Linked DNA regions of Homo sapiens: region 2 is linked to region 1. Evidence: read pairs that join two places in POLR2A ChIA-PET (ENCODE). Cell type or tissue: MCF 10A. All regions are shown on one strand. Region 1 overlaps AFF1 (ALF transcription elongation factor 1). Region 2 overlaps AFF1 (ALF transcription elongation factor 1).

Region 1 (4,000 bases):
TTCCCTTTTCTGTAGCACTCACCCCAGTGAACATAACCTGTCTGCACAGCAAGTCCCTGGGCCTGATCTTGGTACAAACTTGAATTGGTGTCCCTTGTGTCTTTTTCATATTGAATCTCCTTCCGAGGCGAATCACAGGGAAGTCCCTGAATTTCCCCAAAGACTGCTTCTCCAGTTTTCTGTGTTGCATGTGCTACCAAGCTCATTTGCTTCCTTTTGGAAGAGGATAATAGAGCCTTAGAATTTAGGTGCGGAAAGAACCTTAGTGGTCCCTTGATCAGCTGCCACCTTTTATAGATGAGATCCAAAAAGGCACTAACATGGCTTGACTGCTGAGTAAAAATAGATCTGCAGCTCAGGCATGCTGCCTCCTCCCAGTCCCGTGAGCTTTCCTCTTTTTCACATGTGTTTTCTCCGTACAAGTGTCTGTTGGGAGGATTCTCAAGAGGCGCACAAGGTCGGCGTACTGGCTCTGGCGCTGCCGGTGAATAAGGTGGTTACCGCGTCAGCCCCGGCTTGGTTCCTCCACGGCCCCCACCACTGCCACTCAGTGCCCACACACATTCCTACTCCACTTTAGCTACTCCTGCAGATGCTCCCATCTTCCTTCACAGCCAAACTCCTGGTTCACTACATCTTTCCATCTGCTAGAATCTCTATGGCACCAAATAAGTGTCAGTTCTGGAAAAAGCCACCTTTTCCCTGCTTCCTACAAGTGTCTGCTTGGTGAGCTGGCTGCACGGCAGCGCAGCCTGCCGAGAGGCTTTCCCTGACGGAAACTGACTTGGCCCCTTGCAAGCCCATGTCTTCCTTTTATGGCCTTCACTCTTGCCCTGTGCTCCACTGTGGGTGGAGCAGCATCTGGCAGAGATGATCAGGGCTGCCTGACCCAACAGGTTAAGAAAAGCAAACAAGTCTGTGAGGACCAATTCGTCAGCCGGCAGCCTCCCTTTGTGGAAGGTGAGGCACCATCCTTGAGACAACTAACCTAGTAGAAAAAGAATTTCTGAAACCCAGACCTTAAGCCAGATTCCCTGAAGTGGGGATGACCTGGGGATAAACCACAGGGCAAAGGGACTCCTTTTTCCTCCTGAAGAGAGAGTATCACCTCATCTGAATGGCTTCTTGACCCAGAAAAATCTAAAGAACAGCATGCCTCCTGTTTTACGGCAGGTCTTGTTCTTGGAATTTTGGTCTGCATTTCTGCTCACCCAATATTGCATGGCTCCCATGTTAATGACCCTTTCCTACATCCATCCACTTAAAGTTGTAATGCAGTCCTGCATCCAGTGCCCTCAGCTGTGTCCCTGAGCTGTTAAGCTGAATTTCTGTGCCAACTGACAAATACCGAGTGCCTACTCTGGGGAAGCCTCTGTGGCTGTTCCAGACAGAAGATGACAAAGTTCTAAGTGCATAGTGTACAAAAAACCACTAACTTCATGCCCGCTGGCTTGATCTCAACAGTTAAGCAAAATCAGCAGAAGGGGACTTTTGCTTTATTTAGTTTGATGGCTTCCTTTCTACCAGCTTATAGAATATTATCTGCTTCTAGGTTGCTAAATATCAATATAAAGCATATTATTCCAGTAAGTGCCAATGCAGTTGTTAGATGCTGGCGCTGAAGTTAGTGCTCACTGCATTCTCTCTTGTTGGCTGTCTACTTGAGTCACCGATTGGCACAGCCAGAGCTATAACCAGTCTGTGAGGATTGATTTGCCCTGACTTGTATCTTCATGTGTGGTCTATAAGGTCTGCCAGATTGGCTTATAGTCACAACCAGCATGTCCTAAGCAAAATGAAACTATATGAACAAAAATCAGCTCTCATTTCACTGCTAGACTTTGGTGTTTTCTTTAAGAAGTAGCCTTGTTAATGCTTAGTTTTGCCTTGGGGGCCTTAATGTGTCATTAACTGCCTGGAAATACCTTTCATTTAAAAAAGTATACTTTAGTACCTAATGTTCAATTTAGTATCGATCTGGATATTTTAGCAAATTTTGACTTTTCAAAGACAAAGTTTCTGTCTTGTAATGTTTCTTGGGCCGGCTATACTGCCTTTCATCTAAAACTCACTACAGTTCACTGGGCCGTTTGGTAACAGGGTAACCTGGGCATAATTAGGTGCTTGATTGACAAGAGAGTTACCAGTACCAGAAGTCAGGTTCTATTTTAACCCCATCATTTCCAATTGATTGTTTTTCTCTCCACCATTATTCACTGTCTCTCAAGTGTTAGCACTCTGAGTTGTTGAACGGAGGTTTGTATGCTGCGCAGAGCCCTGTCGCAATGCCCCAGCAAGCTTCTTGTTGGCATGTGGCCACTCTAAATTGTGCTCCAGGATCTGCTATGGGTCCATGCTTGCAGGAGAAACAGCTGTGTAGAATTTCCTATTGCATTTCATTTGTGGGTTTAGAACTCGGTTGCTTATTTCATATTGTCTCCCTTTTCAGTCCTTCAAGGTACATTTTTCCAACTTCTCTAATGAATTATTACATTTCTGAGTAGCTGATATGTTTTTATCTTATCTAAGCAGTATATTTATAATTCCTTCTTTGCATTGGCTAATCTGATTAGTAGTTCAGAACCCAATTTTCAGATTGTCTATAGCAAACTGTGAAGAACTGTGCTGTCAAGTAGAAATAGAATATAAGCCACATATGTAATTTAAACTTTTCTAATACCACATTAAAAACTATAAAAGGGGAGGAAATGGAAAATTAGTAAAAAAAAAAAAAAAAAAAAAAAAATTCTTTTTGAGACAGTCTCATTCTGATGCCCAGGCTGGAGTGCAGTGGCGCAATCTCAGCTCACTGCACCCTCCACCTCCTGGGTTCTAGTGATTCTTGGCCTCAGCTTCCTGAGTAGCTGGGACTACAGGCACGCACCACCACACTCGACTAATTTTTATGTTTTTAGTAGAGATGGAGTTTCACAATGTTGGCCAGACTGGTCTTGAACTCCTGACCTCAAGTCATCCATCCACCTTGGCCTCCCAAAGTGCTGGGATTACAGGCATGAGCCACCGCGCCCAGCCTAACATTTTAATAATTATATCTAATCCAGTATACCTAAAAGATTACTTTAATCAACTCCCAAAATATGTAAGTCTGTTATACATCAGTAAAAAAATCAATATAAAAATATTACATTCTCTTTTTTCTACTAAGTCATTTCAGACTAACACCATTCAAGTTCAGGTGCTCCCTAGATGTGGCTGTGGCTGCAGCTGCCAGATGGTAGCATGCAGGACAGTGAGAACTGATAGCCTCCCGAGGGTACGAGCCTTCACTTGGCCTTAATTTATTTCTTCCTCCTGTATTTTCCCTTCTTAACATTCTCACTTGTGCACATGCCGCAAGATTAAAAACAGGTATCTTTGTAAGCCACTCTGAAGGAAGCCGTTTTGAAACAAGACACTGCATAAATGAATAAAAGTGTCTTTTCCAAAGGAGCCTGTGAAGGGCTGGATGGATGTGCAGATGCAGGCACACTGATTTGTAGGATGCCAGGAGAAGGGAATTTTGTTTTTTTTCTGTTTTCTATTATTTTGTGTGGAGCCAGGCTGCTTATTGGTGTCTGGGCAGATTTGGAGCCTACACATCTTAAATTATTCATTTTTCTTAAACTCGGGAGGAGAGGAAGACACAGGAAAACTGGGACCTCCCACAGTTAATTTGAAGTTTTTTATTTTTTAAGAGAGGATTTCAGGTTTGTTAGGGATTGTCCTAAATTGACTGGTGTCCCAGATTTCTAACTTGGTGACCTGACACTTAGGAAGTTTCGTTCTAAATGCACATGAGAATTAATTGAAGGGTCTCACCCATCACTTACCTGCCACCTGCTAGACAGTATGTGGGCTTCCTCCTGAACCCAGAGCCATGGGAAGGAGGCCGTCAGGGAGTCTGCATGTCAGACTCCTTAGAAAGCTGGTGTATGTGCTAACAAGTGAGGCACAAGAATGCAAGAAAGACTTTCATCGTGGAAGAATTCTGTGTTGTTTT
Region 2 (4,000 bases), 150 kb before region 1:
CTTAAATTACTACACCCCTTACGGTAGAGAAAAAAGGAAGTATGTAGGTTATGGTATGGCCAAAATTTTTTAATGTATTGAATTTGGACTGGTGTAGCAACTTGTCTTTTTCCTTATTTATTTCTGGAAGCAGATTGATTTGGTAAAGAGAAAGGAAGTATCCAAATAACAGGTCTGCTGATTTCTTACCTAGACTCAGCAAATGTTTATTATGAGGACCTGCCTTTTCCAGAGTTAACGTTTTCTTTCTTTTCTTTTCTTTTTTCCTTTCTCTTTTCTCTTTTCCTTTCTTTTTTTTCTTTTCTTCCTTTCTTCCTTTCCTTTTTCCTTTCCCTTTTCCTTTCCCTTTTCCTTCATGCCACAGATACTTATTGAAGATCTGCTGTCAGATGATGCCTTAAAATCTGATAGATCAAAGATGACCTATGGGAGAGAATACGAGAATAGAAAAATGGGAGTCCCTGTTCTGTTTAACCTGGCAGATAAGCACACAGCCAGATTGTGAAACAATGTGATAAACGCTCTAGCAGAAGAGCAAATAAAGTGTTAAAGGATCATAGAAAACAGCAAAGTGTCACGGATGAAATCTTTCTAATGAGAACCCTGGTAATTCTTTTTCTTTTGGGGCCCTTTGGGTCATGCCATCTTACTTGGAGCAGTGCTATGGCAGAATTCAACTTATTTATTTATTTATTTTTGAGATGGTGCTTTCGCTTCTGTTGCCCAGGCTGGAGTGCAGTGGTGTGATCTTGGCTCACTGCAACCTCTGCCTCCCAGCTTCAAGTGATTCTCCTGCCTCAGCCTCCCAAGTGGCTGGAGTTACAGGCACATGCCACCACGCCGGGCTAATTTTTTTGTATTTTTAGTAGAGACGGGGTTTTACCATGTTGGCCAGATTGGACTCTAACTCCTGACCTCAGGATGCGCCTGCCTCGGTCTCCCAAAGTGCTGGGATTATACAGTCTTGAGCCAACATGCCCTGCCCAACTCATTTATTTAAATTTTATCCTTCTTAAACTTTTTAGTTTGTTTAAATGCAGGGATTTATATTAAATATATTCTCCTTCTGTGGCTGTTCTGCCATTGTAACTGGTTGCTATGAAGCTGCTGTTTTTCCAAGATTTGAAGTGCAGATGAAGGTATTAGACAGGAAATGCCATCCAAAATTGCTAACTTCTGATTTCCTGAAAGGATGGTATTTTTTCTAATTAGCAATAGTCATGTAAAATATTTTAAAGGCCAGTGTTGTGAAATCACAGGAAAACATTTCATACATAAAGAGCTGTACACGGTGTTTTGCTCACGTTAAGTTAAATTCAGAAAAGAGCTTTGGTGACTAAAACGGGCGTCGTAATACAAAAACCAAGTTGTCGGTTTGTGGTGAAGGTATTTTGCCATCGTTTCTGGTTTCAAATTCTAGGCTTTTTCCTTACCCTCTTTCATCTTATGAGTGATATTCTCCAGCTAACTGTTGCCTCTTCCATCCCCCTGTGTCCGTGCTATAAAGATTTTTGTAAAACCATGACTGCTTGAAAAACTCCCTAATAGATCATTATGCTCCCTAAAGAAAACTATTGCAAGTCTCTTTGCAACCCAATACGCACTTATCTCTTTAGTGCTTTTCCTACTTCTCTCTTGTGCACCCTATAATACAACCTCAGTTTTTGCTCCTTTCCCCCAAAAGCCATGTTTTCCCATTCCTCTGTGTTTCTGACCATATTGGTCCCTTCCGACACTACTTTGTTTTTTTAGGGAAATCCTATTTATCCCACCTTAACCTCTTTTTTTGTTTGTTTTGTTTTTGAGATAGCGTCTCACTCTGTTACCCAGGCTGGAGTGCAGTGGTGCAGTCTCTACCCACTGCAGCCTTGACCTCCTGGGCTCAAGCCATACTCCCACCTCCACCTCCCAAGTAGCTGGGACTACAGGTGCACACCACCACACATAGCTAATTTTTATATTTCTTGTTGAGATGAGGTTTCACAACATTGCCCAGGCTGGTCTCGAACTCCTGGTCTCAAGTGATCCTCCTGCCTCGGCCTCCCAAAGTGCTGGGATTACAGGTGTGAGCCACTGTGCTCAGTCTTCCACCTTAATCTTTATTTGGTTTCAGTCCAACAAATAGTTATTGAGGTTTTCCCACATGCTGTGTGTTGAGGATACAAAACTCATTAAGACAGCCTTTTTTTTCTCCCCCCAAGGAACTAATACAAGGATGCAGGTATATAAACACTTAATACTACCTCCTTATCAGAGTTAGGTGTTGAAAATACAGTGACAAATAAAACACAGTTATTCTTTTGCCCCCATAAGGTGTATGTTGTATTGGGGGAGACAGAAGTCAAATATTTAAAATTGACCTATGAGAAGTACTGTGAAGGGGGAAAAGCCCCTTTGATCTGAGAAAACAAGTGACTTGAGAGGGCATGAAGATCAATTTTAGATAAAGAGGAGGGTCAGGATTGGCCTCTTTGAGGAGGTGACATTTTAAAAAAGACATTTAAACAAGTAATTACGGTATCATATAATAATTATTATAGGGTGAGTATAGCAGGCCTACGAGAAGAAGTGTAAATGTAAATGAATGGTTATAATACAGTGTGTTAAGTTCAATGATGGAGGGATGTAACAAGGAAGGGAACTTCTGTAGTGGGAGGGGCACACAGAGTTTTTATTGCCCTGCAGTGGAAGGATGTGGGGAGGGTTGGCTGTAGGGCTTTCCATGCAGAAGCACAGAGGTTTAAAACAATTTGGGTTGTGTTCACAGTATTTAACACATCTATACTCACATTCTGGTATTATTACTGGCATTTTGCATTGCAAGGAGCCCAGAGGCAGGTAAGGAGGCAGAGAGGTGGGTGGTGTAGAAAGGCGCTCCGCATTATGGAATCAACCATGGAATCAACCTAGGTGCCAGTGGTAGACTAGATAAAGAAAATGTGGTACATATACACCATGTCATATCACGCACCCATGAAAAAGAATGAGATCATGTCCTTTGCATCAATGTGCATGGAGCTGGAGGTCATTATCCTAAGCAAACTAACTCAGAAACAGAAAACCGAATACCACATGTTCTCACAAGCGGAAGCTAAATATCAAGTACATATGGACAGAAAGAAGGGAACAACAGACCCCAGGGCCCTACCAGAGGATGGAGGGGGAGGATTGAAAAATGACCTAACATGTACTATGCTTATTACCTGGGTGACGAAATAATCTGTGCACCAAGCTCCCACAACATGCAATTTACCTGTATAACAAACTTGCATGTGTACCCCTGAACCTAAAGTAAAAGTTAAGAAAAAGAAATGGGCTCTGGAGCCAGAACTGGGTGCCTACCTCGGTGTCTCACATGCCCATACCTGATGTCTAGGGCAAGGTTTGTAACTCTTTGTGCCTCAGTTTCCTCATCTGTAACACTGAAATGATGATAGCACCTACCTTGTCAGGTTATTGTAGTGATTAAGTAACTTAATACTTAGGAAATTCTTGGAACAATGTCTGGCACACAGCAAGTGCCCAATAAATGCAGGTGATGGTGCCTGTGGGCATTTTATTGCATGGAAATAATCTTTGACCTGTTGGAAATCCATGAAGGCCTATTTGCAGTGGAATAACTTGATCATGTTTCTGTTTTTCAAATACAGTAAGTAGTCCCCCCATATGAGACAGATACATTCTAAGACCCCCAGTGAGTCCTGAAGTCACAGATAGTACTGCACCCTATACACTATATAGTATGTATTTTCAATCTCATAACTGAAACAGCTACTGAGTGACTTACAGGTGAGTAGTATCTGTAGTGTAGATATACTGGACAAAGGGATGATTCACGTCCCAGGTGGGACGGAGAGGACAGCGAGAAATTTCATCACACTACTTAGAATTGTGTGCAATTTAAAACTTATGAATTGCTTATTTGTGGAATTTTCCATTTAATATTTTTAGACCTTGGATGACTGTGGGTAACTGAAACCATGGAAAGTGAAACTGCAGA

Evidence for each region. Peaks named below come from ENCODE experiments on the same cell type or tissue, not always from the same donor. Only the 100,000 strongest peaks of a DNase experiment are listed, where the experiment ranks them.
Region 2: POLR2A ChIA-PET joins it to region 1 with 5 read pairs; 2 of 35 experiments call an interaction of 5 or more read pairs at or near these places.

The regions. Positions count from the first base shown.
Region 1 is chr4:87,120,161-87,124,160 of GRCh38, forward strand. The region is part of intron 12 of AFF1 (ALF transcription elongation factor 1); the gene reads left to right. Among named protein-coding and RNA genes, the nearest start is that of KLHL8, 98 kb to the right of the region's middle. RefSeq lists an enhancer at 1-546. In MCF 10A, no CTCF peak of the experiment used is centred here; DNase peaks (open chromatin) are centred at 871, 1,711 and 2,311.
Region 2 is chr4:86,973,466-86,977,465 of GRCh38, forward strand. The region is part of intron 2 of AFF1 (ALF transcription elongation factor 1); the gene reads left to right. Among named protein-coding and RNA genes, the nearest start is that of AFF1, 40 kb to the left of the region's middle. RefSeq lists a silencer at 352-646. In MCF 10A, no CTCF peak of the experiment used is centred here; a DNase peak (open chromatin) is centred at 3,846.